Regions from separate parts of the Homo sapiens genome. Here region 1 is linked to region 2. A link is a loop called in an ENCODE intact Hi-C map of the cell type or tissue named here. Cell type or tissue: A673. All regions are shown on one strand.

What was found. A loop is a pair of places that touch in the nucleus more often than their neighbours do. Peaks named below come from ENCODE experiments on the same cell type or tissue, not always from the same donor. Only the 100,000 strongest peaks of a DNase experiment are listed, where the experiment ranks them.
Region 1: it touches region 2 in a loop (2.3-fold over the local background); 3 of 110 quality-filtered maps call a loop at or near these places.

Annotation. Positions count from the first base shown.
Region 1 is chr5:114,091,938-114,096,937 of GRCh38, reverse strand. It overlaps a transcript of KCNN2 not described here. Among named protein-coding and RNA genes, the nearest start is that of KCNN2, 270 kb to the left of the region's middle. In A673, no CTCF peak of the experiment used is centred here; no DNase peak of the experiment used is centred here.
Region 2 is chr5:113,691,181-113,696,180 of GRCh38, reverse strand. It overlaps LOC107986441 (a long non-coding RNA gene), which reads right to left. Exons shown (of 3, transcript XR_001742841.1): 3 at 854-1,102. Among named protein-coding and RNA genes, the nearest start is that of YTHDC2, 180 kb to the right of the region's middle. In A673, no CTCF peak of the experiment used is centred here; a DNase peak (open chromatin) is centred at 2,790; H3K27me3 peaks cover 2,059 bases.

The DNA.
Region 1 (5,000 bases), 400 kb before region 2:
AGCAGAACTTGCTCCACTGGAGTAATGGAAAGATTAAGTGGGATATGGTAGGTTTAGTTACAGTAGCTATTATTCTGGCCATCCTCTAAAAGATTACAGATGAATACTCTGTCTCCTTGAGCCATCTTTCCTTTGTTTGCATGGTTGTCAATTAGGATGGTAGATCACCAGGGTTTCTGTGGCAGAGTCTCCAGGACTTTCCAGTGAGAAATGAAGCCTGTGGGGAAGAGAAGTTATGCAGGGAAGAGAAAGTCTGCAGGAAAGAGTGGAACACAGGAGGAGTACCACGAGGGAGAGAGGGACCTTCCTGGGGCTACAGTGAGATTTCCCACATCTGTGGGAGGTGAGTAAGAACTTCAAATCCAGGCCTGGATTCTGCACCATAGCGCCTGACAGAGACAGGAGAGGAGAATGATACCACATGGAATGACTCTGTGATGTACAGGTCATGAGTATATAGCTTGGTTTCAAGTCTCTTCACTATCTAGATAGTGCAAGTCCTTATTTCAATTGTATTATGTAATAGAACTTGTAAATTGAGATTGTATTACCAAATAAGCCAGGGATCCAGTGTAGCATGGTCAAAGTTAGTGTATAGTTGTTTTAACTGTCTTTAACCTCCAAACCATGGCCTCCATATACGAATAGATTGCTGTCTTGATATTATGTGTTAAGCAGTTTAAATGCCTGATCTCACTGAAACGTTAAAATAATCCTTAGGAAAAGGTACTCATGCTGGGTAGTAGTTGAGATTCATAGCCAATATCACAGAACCTAGAGAGCTGGAGAATCACAGTTTGAATACAAATCTATTTGACTGCTGCTGAGCCTGGCTCTCTGACATTAAGTTACACTGCTCCTGGACAGTGATCTCAACCTGTGGACTCAGTCCCCAGGGGACTTCAAGGTATGGCAAAGGATCTATAGATCCATAGGTGCATTTTCTATAGGCCAGATAGATGACATAGCCTGTTTTTAAATAAATGTAATACTGATATGCTTGAAAAAAGACAGACTGGCATATATAAATGTAAACTTAAATATCCTGGACAACTGGACTATTCTCAGCACAGTGTACAAAGGATACAGCAGGTGCATATATGGAGTCCAATTTGGAAGTCAAAAAAAATTATTGGGGGACACAAGGAGATATGTCTAAGGCAAGTAGACTACAGCAGGGAGAGGAGTCCCATCCTAGGAAAGACGAGCTAAAAGGAGTTAGGTAGGCCAAGCCCTAGAGGAAGCCTGCTGTACTAAGCAGAGAAACAAGGTAGAAAATGCAAATAAGAAAATTAAGGCCAACTGAATGGTGCTTAAAAACATGCTCCCTGGAACAATCAGAATTGAATCTTGGTTCTGCCATTTGCTCTGTGACTCCAGGCAACCTTGTTAAATGGAACCTTTTATGATATAATTTGTAATTCCACTGTGATGCCAAATCTCTCCCAGGATCCAGTGAGATGAGGTTATAATCTGCCTTCGTTTTAAGTCCAAGTTACCTTCTTCTCCTGAGGCTCATAGGGATGTCTGAGCATTAAATGAGATAATATGAATTAAACATTTAGCACAATGCCTGGCAAATCTTCCTCTAAGCCTTGTTGGGAAGTTTAAAAGAGATAAGGCACAGTGCCAGAAACCTCACAAGTGCTCAGCAAAATGATAGTTATTATTATTAAGCAGGTATTTATTTAGCCAAATTCTGCTTCCTCTCTCTCCCTGAAACACAGTGATGTTCTGTGTCCAGGCCCACCTAGAGACAACAGATGTAAATGAAATTACCACAAACATAGTAGTTTAAAACAACACTGTTATAAAGATACCCCAAAAACAACAGATGTGGTTAGAGAAAAGAAGCTGCTTCATATTCTTCACTCTCTACTCTAGAAGACAGGCTGGAATCAGGCCTCATGCATATTGCATATAAAATAAGACAATATTTAAAGCAGTAGTAAAGAACAACAGCCATAAGATAAAGCAGTTGATAGAGAAAATTATCATATAAAAATATATAATAGAAAACCAATATTATATAAAAGCAGGATTGAATTATAAGAAAGCATTGAGTACTCCATTGTATGGTCATCAAAAAATAGTCAATAATGAGGACCCTAAGTTTCCAAGCAAATAGATGACATTAGGAGAGTTCTGATTCAGAGAGCAAAGCAGGGAAGTATGCAACAGATCTTAGAAGGATTTCAATCTTATAATTGTCAAAATAGGTTTTTATAAACCGGTTTTGGTACTTAAAGTGTTTCTTCGGAATTCACTTATGAAGCAGCTGTCTCCAGCAAAGCTAAATTCAGGAGGTGTTACTGTATTTAACCTTTGAAAAATCACTTTACTTGTTCCTTTTCTTTTCTTATTGTTCACAAAGCATGGAAGTAGTTTTTCCCCTAAATCCTAAGCCCAATTATCTGCCATTTGGTCTTCCAGAATGGCAGGACACTGTCTAGGGACATGAAGGCCAGCCAACACATGTTTAAACAAAGAAGAAGAATCCTTTCTTCTACCCTGACTAGACAACTACAGAGTCTTTCGAAAGATTCTGCAATGGTATAAGCTGAGATGCTCAGCTTGGATCCTTCTCAACAATTTTCAGATTTAAAATGCTCAGGTCTGGTGGGGTAAGTGTGGTTCTACAGATAATCTATTCTGTGCTGAAGACCTGAAAAAAACAGAATCTGGCCTTGAGGGAGCAGGGCAGGTAAAGAGTGTCACAAAACAGCTACACAGATATCCATCTGCTAGGGTGCAAGCAGGAAAGTTACACAGTCAGACAGCAAACTCTCTTTGGAAACAAAAACAAGGTCACCCATAAATAAGGCAAAACAAAAAAAGCAAACAAAAAACAACCCAAACAAACAAATATATTTATTCTTAAGTAGCATGTTACTTGGCAGGTGGAATGTTTAGCTGAAATGAGAACAGGTTTTAATCAAGTCTCCCACACTATATATACATAGATTGGTTCCTTAACCTTACAGAGTCTCAGTTTTTCACCTATAAACTGAGGTGAGAATATCTGTAACAGGGAAAATTCTTTAGGTTGTACTATGGTTAGGCTTTATGTCCCCACCCAAATCTCATCTTGAATTACAATCCCTATAATCCCCACTTGTCAAGGGAGAGACCAGGTGGAGGTAATTGGATCATGGGGGTGGTTTTCCACATGCTGTTCTTGTGATAATAAGTGAGTTCTCACAAGAGTCAATGGTTATATAAGAGTTTGGTATTTCCTCCTGCATTCATTCTCCTTCCTGTCACCTTATGAAGAAGGTGCCTTGTTTCCCCCTCACCTTCCGCCAGGAATGTAAGTTTCCTGAGACTTCCCCTGCCATGCTGAACTGTCAGTTAATTAAACCTCTTTCTTTTATAAATTACCCAGACTTGGGCAGTTTTTTATAGCAGTATGGAAATGGAGTAATACAGTAAATTGGTACTGGGAGTGGGGCACTGTTAAAAACATACCCAAAAATGTGAAAATGTGAAAACAACTTTGGAACTGGATAACAGGCAGAGGCTGGAACAGTTTGGAGGGCTCAGAAGAAGACAGGAAGATGTGGGAAAGTTTGGAGCTTCCTAGAGACTTGTTGAATGGTTTTGACCAAAATGCTGATAGTGAGATGGACAATGAAGTCCAGGCTGAGGTGGTCTCAGATGGAGGTGAGGAACTCATTGGGAACTGAATCAAAGGTCACTCTTGCTATGCTTTAGTAAAGAGACTGGTGGCAGTTTGCCTCTGCCCTAGAGATCTTGAGCAGAGAGAGAACTTGAACTTGAGAGAGTTCAACGTTGAACTTGAGAGAGATGATCTGAAATTGGAACTTATGTTTAAAAGGAAAGGAGAGCATAAAAGCTTGGAAAATCTGCATCCTGACAATGTGACAGAAAAGAAAAACCCATTTTCTAGGGAGAAATTCAAGCAGCTGCAGAAATTTGCATAAGTAACAAGGAGCCAAATGTTAATCACCAAGACAATGGAGAAAATGTCTCTAAGGCATGTCAGAGGTCTTCACGGCAGCCCTTCCAATCACAAGCCTGGAGGCCCAGGAAGAAAAAATAGTTTCATGGGCCAGGCCCAAGGCCTTGCTGCTTTGTGCGGTCTCGAGATTTGGTGTCCTGCAACCCAGCCATGGCTAAAGGGGGCCAACTTACTGCTCAGGCCATTGCTTCAGAGCAGGCAAGCCCTAAGCCTTGGTGGCTTACAAGTGGTGTTGGGCCTGTGGGTGCAAAGGATTCAAGAATTGAGGTTTGGGAACATCTGCTGAGATTTCAGAGGATGTAAGGAAATGCCTGATGTCCAGGCAGAAGTGTGATGCAGGGATGGAGCCCTCATGGAGAAACTCTGCTAGGGTGGTGCAGAAGGAAAATGTGGGGTCAGAGCCCCCACAGAAAGTCCCCACAGGGGCACTGCCTAGTAGATCTGTGAGAAGAAGAGGGCCACTGTCCTCCAGATCCCAGAATGACAGATCCATTGACAGCTTGCACCATGTACCTGGAAAAGCCACAGAAAATCAACAACAGCCTGGCCGTGAAAGCAGCTGGGAGTGGAACTGTACCCTTCAGAGCCACAGGGGCTGAGCTGCCCAAGGCCATGGGAGCCCACCTCTTGTATCAGCATGACCTGGATGTGAGACATGGAGTCAAAGGACATCATTTTGGAACTTTAAGATTTAATGACTACCCAGCCAGATTTTAGACTTTCATGGGACCTGTAGCCCCTTTGTTAAGGCTAATTTCTCCAATCTGAAACAGGAGCATTTACCCAATGCCTGTACCCACCCCCGCTCAATTATATCTTGTAAGTAACTAACTGGCTTTTGATTTTACAGGCTCTTAGGTAGAAGAGACTTGCCTTGTCTCAGATAGACTTGGACTTTTGGGTTAACGCTGGAATGAATTAAGACTTTAGGAAACTGTTAGGAAGGCATGATTGGTTTTAAAATGTGAAAGAAACATGAGATTTGGAAGGGGCCAGGGGCAGAATGATATGGTTAGGC
Region 2 (5,000 bases):
TTTTTTGAAACATTTTAAACTTCCTAAGATATAGGCTCTCAAACTCTCCTCCAATTCCCTCCTGAATACTCATGAGGGGTATGACCCAATCCTATCTATTCAAGAGCACACATAGAACTGATTCGCAAATTGCCCTCTCTGTGAGCATGTGAATAGAGGAGATAAGTGGTAAGTTGCCCCCCATTGTTTCCTCCCCATTTGTAGGCACCTGTGGGACATAATTTCTTAGGAAGAACAGATCAATGATTTAAAGCACTCCTAAAAGCTTGATGGTTCAGCCATCTTTTTTCCATTAGGAAAGAACTTGCTGACATCCATCCAAGTCATTGGGAAACAAGGACAAATTACATTCCATTATCACTTTTCTTCAGCTTCCATCCACCACCCCATGCATACTTTGACCAAGAGCCTGCTGAGGAAACCAGACATGACAGTAAACCAAATCAAAGTACTGTAGACATCTTTACTTCTTCCAGGCCACATGATTTTATTCCTAAACAAAACCTCACATTACACCAAAACCAGAGCTTGCTTTAAAAGGGCAAGATACTGTAAATCACTAGAAAGTAAATACCATTTTTGCAACTTAGCAGCATAAACAATGTAATACATATAAATAAGACAAAAACGTCCTGTGACATAAATCCTGCTACTGGACACAACCTTGAAAGGATCCTTGGGAGTCACAGCATAACTGGATCTGACAGCCTGCACTCAACATTTACATGCTATGAAATTGGCTTTCTGAAGAATTATGAATAATTCTTCTAATAATTATTCTAAATAAAATCATTTCCCTGCTGATTGGAGCTCAAAAAGGAGAGGAGAGACTTTAAATTGAACTCACCTTGGAATGAAAATTATTCACCTTTTCTGCTTTTAGTGAAGCAAAGGAGTAGCAGACAGTAAAGAAAAGTGAGGTGTGGCCATCAAGATGACTGCAGGATGTTGGAGAAATGTCATAAGACTAATGCCTGTTCATTTATCAAAAAGTCTTTCCCACGGGGTCTTCACCATCAAAATGGGCAGATGCAGTCAGTCTGATTTAAAGTCACGTTTTAGTCTCTGGATCTGCAAATCCTAGTTCCAGCATTTTCACTCCCTGTGGGCCAATATTTTCACTTTTTATCAGAACAGTAGCTTATGCTTTGGCTCTCCTGCTTCTCTTCTCCCCACCCCTCCCTTCTCACTCATAATTCAGAAAAATCACACCTTTATTGAGGATATGCTACATGCCGAAAAGTACATCTCCTACTCTTCCTGACTATTCCACAGACACACATTCCTGCAGTAGGACCAACTGGGGTGACTCCAGTTGCCTAGATTCAGTGGCATCCAAACTATGAAAGAGAACTGGAGGAGAATGTAGTGGTATTCCTTCACGCTAAAAATGAGGTTTGTACATGTGCTTACATATTCATATTTATGCCTGCAAACAAATATGTATATGTATGCAAATACACATAAACACATAAAAATAACCACAATTATTTTCTTTTCCTCTCCTTCTCCTAGAAGACTATGGAATGCAGCCAGCCCTGCCCAAATACCATTTCAGAACTTTTTTTTGCTTTTTTGTGTGGCATCTTTTTCCCTTCAGCATTACCCTTGATGCTCATCTTGCCCAGATTTCAACTGTATAGAAATGTTAGGGAAGAAATAACATTTTATAATGTACTGTAATTTGAGACCATGAATATGCACTGTTGGTTTCCCTTGAGTAATGTATAACTAACCCAAACAGCATCTCTAACATTGAAGACTCAGCAACTAAAGGCATCTGAAAACATGCAAACACTAGGGTTAATAGTCTGCTAGCAGGCTTTACTAATTCAACCAAAATTACTTTTATAGATTATTAGCAACTTTAGGAATTGCACTAAACTATTGTACTCTGCTCATTTTAGTTCAATCTTTTAAATGTCCAAGTTTTTCTGATGGAAAATCATCTCATTGATCTGTCAGGGGTTAATTATTCAAAGTGCTAATGACAGTTGTCAGCCAGACCAAGGCTCATTTTGCTTTGGCCTTCATTCGTAAGAGCTTGGAAAAATGACAGATTTTAAAGACAAAAACTTCCTAGGCCGGCAGTGTGAAAAGACTGCAGATTGAAGATCTGTCTTTCCAGCACCACTCATACTCAACACCCAGAATTGTGGAAACTTCCCAGTAAGTCTTCCTAGACTTTTATCTGCCTTAGAAGAAAAATATTAGTGTTGTGGCTGATAAGCCTTAAACAGCTCAGCCTCAACCCGATTGCCACACTAAAGGGCACATTGCCGCACTAAAGGGACAATTTGGCAAGCTTCCTGTCCAGGGTCCAGATGGATAAACACGACAAAACACCAACAGTACACACACACTCACACACTTACACACCCAGCTATATTTTCAAGAGACATAAACACTATCCAAACAGATCATTTCTAACCACATGTTGGGCTGCAGGCTTATTTAGCCTTTGTTCCATTGAATTTCAGATGTTCTTCAATTCGGCTGCTTTTCTATCAAACGGGAAGAAAACTACTTAGCCCCATATTGCTTGACAGGATTGGAGTGGAGAATGTTCTGTTTGGTTTTATTGCATTGCAAAATTACACATAAAAGGCTGATTATTTTTATTAGAAAAGAATGGGTTACCAATAAGCTTTTAAAGAAACAAAAGCAAGCAAATGGGGTGAGTCTCCTCAGTATGTCATGAATGTTTTCTAGAGGCAAGGAAATTCACAGCAAGGAGGCAGAAGAGCTTGAATTGTTGAAGCAGGATTAATGCGCTCAGGCCAACTGAGAAACCCCAGGGGGGACGCGTGGGGTTTTTCCACTGGCTGCCTGAATACCAAGCAGGAACACCGCTGCCCTTTACGTTACCACCCTCCCGTTTTCATCCCGATGTTTCCTGTTGATTTTCTAACAGCTTAAATGTTTAAAAACAACTGCGTCCTCTGAAACATTTTAGCTACCAACAGGTGAATGTTATTAGTTAGACCTAAATAAGCGGGGTGGGGGAGAGGTGTTCTTCCCTTCCTCTGTATGAAACGAGGCTTTCCTGAATCGGAAATAAAGTAAAAATGGAAATCTGCGGGTACCCTGGTTACCTGGCAACCCAAACCCATGGGCTGCGTCTATTGGCATCCTAATGTCCCCCAGCATGAAAGATGCTGTCGGAAGGGATTCCTTTTATGTGGAGCCTCTTTACTCTCGTCCATTCATTTATCCCCAATTATTTGGTTTCCAAGTCAGTAACCCAGATTTCTGAGGGCTCTAATGCTTGTCTCTGTAGGGAAGGAGGCTTCCACTAGGGAATTTACTATAACACCTTTTAAAAGGAATCAGTGTTTTGCAACCCCCCGGGAACATTTGTGTTAAAAGGAAAAAACAAGGAGGGGGCTCTGGGGGAAGACTGCTTCTGGCTGCCCCGCAGTTCCTTCCCCATTGCTCTATGGAATGTGCAGGTCTTTCCTATTTCCTCAGGACCTCACTGCCTGAGGCTTCACTTGGAGAACTGCCTGTCACACTGCAGAGTCATCTATAAATAATCAGCCCAAATTGGCAACTGCCTGGAATGACAGTAAGGGAGAAATAACGCATTCCACACTGGCCCCACCCCCAACCCAGGCAAACCCCTGATACTTATTGTCAGTTCCATTACTGGGTCTAGAAATAATTCTAGGATTGTTTTGACATCGTTGTTTTGATTTGCAACGTTATGAAAAAATCTGGACACTACTGAAGAGACACGTGCTCAATTCCAAAGCAGAAAACTTCAAAAAATTAACATTTTGCCCTCCTCTGAAGAAAAATGCTATATTAGCTCACTAGATTTTTAGAGTAAGTATCAATGATTCTCGTAGTGATTCTGTTCATCCCTAACTAATCAAAACAAGTTTATCTGCTCTGTGTCTTTTAAAAACTTAATTCTCTCAAGGCCTTGTCCATTCTACTAGTTGTTTGTATTTCTATCAGAGGCTTTAAATTGTCAAAGAAAATCAAATTTCAATGTTTTTCCTATTTGTCAGCACCTTTTTGAAAAATTTTATGAAGGATAAGAATTTTAACTATAGGTATTACAATATAGAAAGAATAGTTAAATCCCTATAACCTAATTAATTCAACAAAATAGGTTGAGAAATTAGCAGATGTAACACCCTGCTAAAATACGTGTGTGTGTGTGTGTGTGTGTGTGTGTGTGTGTGTGTGTGTGTTGCAAAGATGAATACAGTACAGTCTGTTCTTTGAGAACTTACATTCTAAAGAGAAATATATAATGCATATGCTTTACCAGGAAATAATAATGTATGTGCTCTCCAAGGAAAATATACTAAGTACCAAAAAAGACATGAGCAATGGGAACTTTTTGAGATATAGTCATTTCCAGCTCTGGCAATGGAAAAAGCCACAAAGGCTTCAGGAGAAATGGAGAAAAAAATAGCTTTTGATCTAGTCCAATGGCTGGGTAGAATTTTGATACACAGAGATGGAAAGGACATTACAGATTAAAGAAATGGAGTGACCAAAAGCATGGGGTGGGAAGGTGCTGGAAACATTCAAGAATTGGTCAATGGTCCAGTTTAGTCAATGCACAGGATACACTGTTGTCCATTTCAACTGTGGTGTATCAATCAATCTATAATGCTGCCTTCTATAATTCATTCACTCATTTATTCAACAGATATTTACTGGATGCAACAAATATTTAAGTCTCTTTTTGGCAGAGACTTGAGAGGATTTAAAAGAACAATAATAAACAAGTGATTCTCAATTTTTCACAAGGCCTTTTGCCAAAGTTGTTGTTCACAAATTGCCACTCCTCCTTTAAGATTATAATAATATCACAGTTGATGTTGCTAAAAAAAATTCCTGTGCATGTTTAATGTGACTTATTCATGAAGAAACTGCATTATTCCAAGGGCAGGCAACACAACAGCTTGTTGGAAGAAACCGGTTCAAAGCACAAAGCATCAATACATAAAACACTCATACCATTACAACATCCCAACTAC